2 separate regions of the Homo sapiens genome follow, and region 1 is linked to region 2. Evidence: chromatin loops called from intact Hi-C (ENCODE). Cell type or tissue: PC-3. All regions are shown on one strand. Each heading gives the region's core, and the rest is flanking DNA. Links, peaks and the distances in the headings are about the cores only.

Region 1 (4,403 bases), core at 99-4,098, 340 kb after region 2:
CACTCACCTTGGCCTCCCATAGTGCTAGGATTACAGGCATGAGCCACTGTGCCCAGCCCAAAGATATTCTTTTCTATTGATTTTCTCTTTCCCTCTGTGAAATGAGAGGATTCAAGTCACAACTTCACTGCTAGGAGAACCATTGTCATTCTCTGTTCTTGCATTTTTTTATTTTTATTTTTACCGAAACACACAAGCCCTAATTATTATGTTACTGAGTAGCTCCTGGTTCACCTCTATCACTTATTAGTGTGTCTTAGGTGTGTTTCTTAATCTCTCCGCACCTCTATTGCCTTAATCTGTAGAAAGGTGGTTGTAAAACACCTTATATCGTTAGTGTGATAATTGTAAGATACGTTTACATCTGTAGATACATATGTGCACATGATCTAAGTAGTAACAAATGAAAGTAAATAGTAATCTTGCAGTAAAGAACCCGCTTAAATTATTTGACGCTGAAATGCTCCCCTCCCCACATTTTTCAAAACAACACTTCTATAAATAATTCAAGAATCTGTTTAATACAATTTTCCCTCCCTCTATCCACCTTTTGTCACCCCTGTGAAGCCCTCTCAGGAGGAGTTAATCACTTTCTCCTCCTTCCTGCTCCGATCATGGTGTGTCATGGCATTTAGGGTGCTGCATTGTAATTTATCTGTTTACACATCTGCCTCTTTCTGAGAGCAGGGCCCATATCTTACTTATTTTTGTATCTCCAATGTGATGCGTAAAATCTAACAGGTGTATAATCAACGTTTATTGATTTGAATTATCTGTCACTGTTGACTTTGACATGTGCACGTTACTCAGAACCCTGGGTAAGGACAGTAACGCACGTTGCTCTGAAACAGGCAGAAAGAAAAGCAAGCTCATCACTTCTGCATGCTTCTTGGGTTGAAAATCCAACATACATAAATATCTTTAGTTAAAAGGACCCTGTGAGTTAGTGTAGGCATTGGATTGACATGCATTCTCTCCAAATGAATCTGCCAGAATGGAAGAGTCAACTTGCTTGAGTGATTCTGTGTCAATACGGCCTTTAAAAAGATGTTACCATGTCATCCTGCTGGATATGTTCATTCCAACAAATCATTTTCTATTCCAAAGTACTGTTTTTTCTTTTTTCTTGTCTTTTTTTTTTTTTTTGAGATGGAGTCTCACTGTGTCACCCAGGCTGGAGTGCAGTGGCGCAATCTGGACTCACTGCAACCTCCGCCTCCCGGGTTTAAGTGATTCTGCTGCCTTAGCCTCCCGAGTAGCTGGGATTACAGGCACGCACCACCACGCCTGGCTAATTTTTGTATTTTTAGTAGGCACGGAGTTTCACCATGTTGGTCAGGCTGGTCACGAACTCCCAACCTCAGGTGATTCGCCCGCCTCGGCCTCCCAAAGTGCTGGGATTACAGGCATGAACCACTGCATTAGGCCGAAATTGCAGTGTTTTCTTCTGATGCTTTGATCTAGCAGCAGCAGAAGACTGTTTATTCTTGTTCTGGATCAAGCTGGGACAAAACTGTGTTGGGCATCATTCTACCTTTGATTCTGTGCTGATGGTTCTTTTTATTGTGCACACTCTTCTTCAAGCCATGTCCTGATTCCCCTTTCCTCCCAGTCTCTGCTTTCCCCCAGTTCATTTCTGTATTTGCTACCAAAAAATGTTTTAGGTCACCTTTCTCCTTTTCATTATGCATACCAACTATGCATGTCCCCATAGACTGATGCCACATCCCCATGAAGAAAAGCATCTCACAGAGGTCAACTGGTGTTTTCCAGGTCACACAAGGTCAACACTGAACCCAGAATCCAGATTTTCTAACCTATGCTTCCCAGTAGCTTTCACTCTCACTGTAATTTTTATTGTTGTTATTTTTAAAGCTTAGGGGTTAACTCCCCTACCCCAGTGTGCGCAAACACACACACACACACACACACACACACACACACACACACACACGTTTAATATAGAGAGAAACATGAAGTTCTCTTTTCACAAGACATTAAGGGAATGGAAATTGTGAAGAAAGCTGTGAAGAACTTCCAAGTCATATTCAGGATTTTCCCAAATGGTTAGGTTAAGTACACAGAAAAAGGTAGCCTCCCTACCTCCCCAGGGTGGCTCCAGTCTATCTGAAGGGGCCATTCTCTGGCCATCCTGAAACTCATGCAGGTGGTGACTTCATCTTTCCCTGAGTAAGTGTGGTCACCGGCAGACACTCCCGGCGGGGAACAGGCAGGCAGGCCAGGATGTGGGAGGGTGATTCAGCAGGTAACAGCAAAGCCCCATAAGCCACCCTGTGGAAACGCCCATGAGGTCCACCCTCTCAGGCAAGTTTTAGAGGACAGAAGCCAAACTCCTACTCCCCACACTATTTTCCTCAAGACGAATTTTCTGTTGTCCCCTTTAGGAGAAAAGCTTCATATCCTGATCCACGGATCCCCGAATATTCCTGATGAATGTGGTCACTGCAATATGGTTCCCTTTTCTCTTCTTTCCTTCCTTCCTTCCTTTCTCTTTCTTTTCTTTCTTTCTTTTTTTTTTGAGACAGAGTCTTGCTCTTGTCGGCCAGCCTGGAGTGCAGCGGCACGATCTCGGCTCACTGCAACCTCTGCCTCCCCGGTTCAAGAGATTCTCCTGCCTCAGCCTCCCAAGTAGCTGGGATTACAGGCGCCCGTCACCATGCCCGGCTAATTTTTGTATTTTTAGTAGAGATGGTGTTTTGCCATTTTGACCAGGCTGGTCTCAAACTCCTGACCTCGTGATCTGCCTGCCTCGGCCTCCTAAAGTGATGGGATTACAGGCGTGAGCCACTGCACCCGGCCTCCCTTTGCTTTTCTTATGAAAAGGATTGATGGGCACTTGCCAACTTTATTTAGGCTCCTGCAGGTGAGGTGCTCCATGTTGAGCAGCCCTAGAATCCTGCACAGTCTGGGGCCTGGTGAGCCTGCAGCTAACTCAAGTGGTTGAGACGTGTTTGTTGAGGGAAGGAAGGGAAGAAATAGAAACTGTTAAAGGAATCTCTTCTTGAACTTCCTTATTGTATTCAGAGTTTTAAAAGCATGTAATTATGATGTTGTAACTGAAACTCTGAATATAACTATCGATATCTGAAACTTGTAATAAATTAATGAAAAATGAGTTGATTTCTTTTTTTCTTACTTCTTGGCACTTGGATCATAAAAACTGAAATGTTCTCTTGAAGCATATTTTGAAGTGTGGTTTTTTCCTTTCTCAGTGGATATTTATAGAACAAACATTAACATGCAAATTATATGGATACATTCTACCCCCACCCAACCCTCTTCATAATAGCCTGTGAAAAGTCAGACCGCGAAGGCACAAAGACGGTCTTATTACTTTTAACCTTTGGGGAGGGCGGCATGAACCACGGAAAGTTTACTTGGGTATCAAACTCAAAATGTACCTATGGCTTGACACAGCTCTGCCAGATAACACTCCCACACACATGCCAAGGTGCTTTTTGGACTTTGCTATGGAGACAGCCTCGCAATTAACGACACACACCGGGAAGGACAAAGAGAGAGGAAAAGTGTTTTCTGAAATGTCAGGTCCTCCCTCCTGCTGACTCTCAGCAATTTGTCAGGGGCTTTTCTCTGTGGTACTGGAGCTGGATTTTCCCACAGGTAAACTAGTTTTCCAGCTCGCACTCAGGAGCCCTGCTCTTCTGGGAAGCCCTAGGGTGTAATCTGGAGCCTGGTTGGGTTTTGGGGGTGTCATCTGACATCAGTTACCTCAGTGGGAAGGCCCTAGGCCGGAGTCAGGTGTTGAGAAGGGAGGTGAGGTTTGGTGCTTCCGAGGGTTGCTTAGTCCCAGTCAGATGCAATCTCTATCTCCTATGAAAAAGAAATACAATTCCTGTCACTCTCTTTCCTTAAAACCAACTTTGGGCCTTTATTACCCATAAGACAAAGCCTAAATTACTTAGTCTAGCACACAAGATTCTTAAGAAACTGGCTCTAGCCTAATCTCTCTCATTTCTTGATACTTATGAGTCGTTTGTCCTAAGGACCTGACAGTGTAGCTGTTACAAACTGTTGTGGGCTTCCAGCACGTTACATGGGGTACACAACACAGGCTCCCTTCCTGGACTGACCCCTCCACTGTAAGTGCCTTGTAAACTAATCTTGAGACACATTCAGCTGCCAGCCATCCCTAAATCCCTCCTGTGCTTGTTTAAAATCTGCATTGTGATGTGTATTCCATTAGAGTGAGTTTAGGCCAGGTGCGGTGGCTCATGCCTGTAATCCTCCTAGTACTTTGCGAGGCTAAGGCGGGCAGATCACTTGAGGTTAGGAGTTTGAGACCAGCCCGGCTAACACGGTGAAACCCTGTCTCTACTAAAAATACAAAAATTAGCCAGGCGTATGGCGGGCATCTGTAGTCC
Region 2 (4,403 bases), core at 238-4,237:
GCCTAAAACAGATGCAAGGATTAAACTATTCACAGAGTTGGCAAATAGATATTGAGCCCTTAATTCTTATAGCCACCCTCTCTGAGGTAGGGAAATCTTATTACCCATTGCAGACAGAAGGAAACACAGAGATGAAGTACATTTCCCAAGGCCACACAGTTAGAAATTTGGATCAATGGTATTTATCCCTGGAAGTCTAACCAGTATATACGGTATTGCCTATTCCCCTTGTTCATCCTGCAATCATGTTCCTCTAAACACCACAATCCACTTCCCTTAGCCCTACCCAATGAACACAAACAACAGGTAAAGATAACAACATTATGGAAGATAGGTCCCAAGTGTGTGTGTGATTTGCAAAGTCATTTCTCCACAAAGTCCATCATGAAAAATTCATAGAGGCCATACGTCAAAGGCACTAATAGATATGTCTACTTTGTACCTCAAAAGATAAAAATACATACATATTACATATTTGATCTATTTGCCTTATGGGAGGACAGCATGAAATTTGATCCAAACAAATAATGCTTATCATTGGGATGCTCTCCACCCAACCCCTGATGAAGGAAAAGGTCCTTTTTGCACGCACTGTAAGTAGGCACGTGATAATATAAAACTAAATGGTAGATCTGGTAAGATCATTTCCCTGTGTCAGGATGGGCTCACTGGGAGTAAGTTACTTTAAATGAATCACAACATGTTCCAGACATGGGCAGGGCTCAAGCCTGAACTTTGATACACAGAATTCTCCAACAGGTGACTCATGGGTTGCATCTGACCCAAGACACATGTGTATGTGTGGTGGCAGTGTGCAAAAACATAATGTTTTGAAGTATTAGAGCCACCTATGAATTAAAAGATACAGGCAATGACCATCACAAAAAGAGACAACCAGACACCATGCATTCCTAATAAAGGACTATGTCACTACCTACAAAACTGTCTTGGCAGAAAAACTGAACCTGTATCTGATTAAACCTCTTCATTGCTTTATGGGAAATATAGAGGACAGGAGAACAATATTAAGCAACACAACACGGATGCAGTCAGCCAAACTCATACTTGTGGAAGACTCTACAGGACAAACAAATTAATCTAACAAACAAGTTGCAAGAAAGAGAAAAAGATAAAGGGAAAAATGAATGGATTAAAATATATTTAAGACATATCAACCAAACCACATATTCACACATTTGAATTCCAATTACAACAAACTAAAGAAACAAAATCTTCATTCTTAGAACTGAGGAAATGGGAACAGTCCCGGGATTGTGAAGACATTTCAGGTGTGTGTGATGATGGTAATATAGTTTATAGGTGAAATAATATGATGTCTGAACCTTACTTCAAAATCATCAGGGCAGGGGAGAGGTAAGTGAGGACAATGAGGTAACAGAAGTTGAGTGATGAGAGTTCATTAAACTACTACTATCTAAACTACTATCTACTTCTGACTATATCTAACATTTTCTGAAATAAAAAAGTAAAAATTAAGCCTTCACTGAAAAATATCTGGAGCGCTCTCATTTTAAAAACCAAACTTCTGGCTTCTCTTAAAAACTCAAGGTTTTAGCAACACTTGGCTTTTTTTTTTTTTTTTTCAGATGAAGTCTCGCTCTGTCGCCTAGGCTGGGGTGCAATGGCATGATCTCAGCTTACTGCAACCTCTGCCTCCCAGGTTCAAGTGAGTCTCCTGCCTCGGCCCCCTGAGTGGCTGGGATTACAGGCACTTGCCATCATGCCTGACTGATTTTTGTATTTTTGTAGAGATGGGGGTTTCACCACGTTGGCCAGGCTGGTCTTGAACACCTGACCTCAGGTGATCCACCCACCTTGGCCTCCCAAAGTGCTGGGATTACAGGCGTGAGCCACTGCACCTGGCCTCACTCGGCCCTCTTTCCTGCCCTGTAGTAATGAGCTAAATCTGTGGGCAGCTCCCCGCTTTAGATGGAGCAGGTGCTGCAGAGTTCGCTAGAGTCCCCATCATTCCTACTGTCTCCACAGCACTGAGACTGCTTTTCAGCTGACCCTTACCCAACCCAGTTTAGCTGTTTAGGTTCTCTGCCTCCACCCAGTAAGTATGTCAGTTTGCAATGACTGGGCATTTGCCTACAAATGCAGAAGTATACCCAGGCAGATCAGGTCCTATATGTTCCCAAAAACAGCCACCGCCAAAAATCCATCTGGATAATAGAGCAGAGGGAGGAAGGCAGGGAAACAGCCTGCAAAGTACTAGCAGGATGCAGTCAGTTGTCTGGGGAAAGGTAAATTTGGTCTCAGTAAATTCTTTGTTCATTTTTAGTGGGATTCTTGGAGGCAGCAATCCATACTTCCTAGGCTGGAGAGTCGTAAGTGATGGAGACTCCTGGTGGCCAGGCTGGGAGGATGGCAGTGAGGATAAAAGTAAAAGAACCTGATGCAGGTTAGAAATTTGAGGTTGTTGAAAACAGACAGTTGTATGGGCCAGATGGAGTTGGCTATTTTTCTTGCCTTTAATCTTAAACAATGTTATGCTAAGGGTCAATGCTTTTCACACATAATATTTTGTCAGCCATTTTGCATGGCAATGTAAGTATGCTGCATATAGTACAAAAATTGGCACCACACTTAAGTATCCCTTGATTACATCTGTCAATTATAGTAGTTCAGTAAATGGACAGCAACTTACTGTTATAGTGACTAGCAACATTTTTACCAATAACTTTTATAGAAAAGAAAAATCTCTGCTAATGATGCTACATTTTAAAAGAATACTGCAATTTTTTTTTTTTCCACATAATGGCAATGAGTTTTCCATAAATATCATCATGTAAAAGGAGTATCTGTAGAGTACGGTCAGTTTCTTGGGTTAAATAAGTCAGCAAACAGTTCAGTTTTTGTTGCATTTATCCCAAGAAAAGAAAACATTTTTCTAACAATATAATTAATCTTGTTTTCACATTTGTTTCAGCTTAAATCCTGGCTAAATGCTTAGGAAACAGGTGCTCCAAGAATTTCAGAAGTATGCCTCCAACTTTTTCTAGCACGATGTAACATACTAGGAGCCACAGTTTTTGGTCAATAACATGTATTTTATAATCCTTCACTGTGCTTGTCAACCATATTTTTGGAAATGTTTCATTGCACAATTTTTCTGGGAAATGTCATTATATGATATCATCTCTGGGCAACTTGTTTGCCAAATTGTTTAGGCGGATGACTAGAAAACTGCTTCAAAATTTTCATGAAATTGCTATCCATTCCATCACTCAAATTACTGATTATCCTATCGCTGATAAAGATATAAATTGTTGACTCCCGCAGTAAAATGGTCATTGTAATGCCATTATTAATTATAGAACTACCAATTAAAAGACAAATATACTTCTCTGGCAGATGCATACACAGCATACATTTGTGTATGTATACATATTTATTTGTACAAATAAATGTATATATGTATAAATGTTCATGTTTGTAAAATTACATATTTATATATATATAAGTATTTAAAATATAATGCAATTTATTTACATATTGGATTTTTCTCATTTCTCCACACAATCTCTTGTCTCTCTGTCTCTGTCTCTCTCTCTCAGGCACACACAAACACACACTCTCACACACATGCACACACACACACTCTCTCTCTCTCTCTCTCACACATACACACACAGAGACAGGAGATTTTTTATTAGTGGCTTTATACAATACATAACACAATGCCCTTTACAGAAGCACTGAATAATCTTGACAATTACAAATGGATTCCTTTGAAATATTGTATGAACATTAAACCAAAAAAATTTATTTGTGTTAAGAATAGGGTAACAAATATGAAAGTGATTTTAATAAAGGTCTTCCTAAATTTTGCTAATCAATGTATGCATCATAGAGGGGTATTATCTTCCTCAATCACCACTAGGAGATTAGGAGAAAAAAAGAATAGTGACTGAACAGACGTGTAAGAATGATACACAAAACCTCATAGTAAAAGTGGAAAAGAAGAAACATTTTGTAAACCTGAAATGTCTTGGAATATAATTTTCCATGTGGAATCTGGCTCAAATGGCATGTCAGATGCCAACTGGAGCAGCCACAGGCATGTGAGCTACAGCACTGTCTAAAGGATGCCACTAGTCTCAATATATTCCCAGTAACAGTGAGTTGGTGGAAAGAGCTGTTCTGGCCTAGTAACTGAAGGCAACTACCAGGCAGTTAAATGACAGGGCTTCATGACTGAGACTGCTATTGAAAAAGAAGAAGGTTTGTGTGTCTGATGGGTGAACTCATGCAATAATACTAATATGGGGGCGGGCATGGGCCGGGGGAGTTGAAAATGAGAAAAAGCATTATATGAAGATATCAAGCAATCAATGTGAATAAGATAGACTCAGAGTAGCAAAATGAAAAGTAACAAG

What was found. A loop is a pair of places that touch in the nucleus more often than their neighbours do. Peaks named below come from ENCODE experiments on the same cell type or tissue, not always from the same donor. Only the 100,000 strongest peaks of a DNase experiment are listed, where the experiment ranks them.
Region 1: it touches region 2 in a loop (2.4-fold over the local background); 1 of 110 quality-filtered maps calls a loop at or near these places.

What each region holds. Positions count from the first base shown.
Region 1 is chr3:171,958,936-171,963,338 of GRCh38, reverse strand. It overlaps LOC105374217 (a long non-coding RNA gene), which reads right to left. Exons shown (of 4, transcript XR_924718.4): 3 at 3,751-3,852. Among named protein-coding and RNA genes, the nearest start is that of TMEM212-AS1, 60 kb to the right of the region's middle. RefSeq lists an enhancer at 2,293-2,793. In PC-3, for the core only: no CTCF peak of the experiment used is centred there; a DNase peak (open chromatin) is centred at 2,228; H3K27ac peaks cover 1,685 bases.
Region 2 is chr3:172,302,098-172,306,500 of GRCh38, reverse strand. The region is part of intron 9 of FNDC3B (fibronectin type III domain containing 3B); the gene reads right to left. Among named protein-coding and RNA genes, the nearest start is that of GHSR, 140 kb to the left of the region's middle. RefSeq lists an enhancer at 628-922. In PC-3, for the core only: a CTCF peak has its summit at 2,382 (motif pointing left); a DNase peak (open chromatin) is centred at 730; H3K27ac peaks cover 1,009 bases.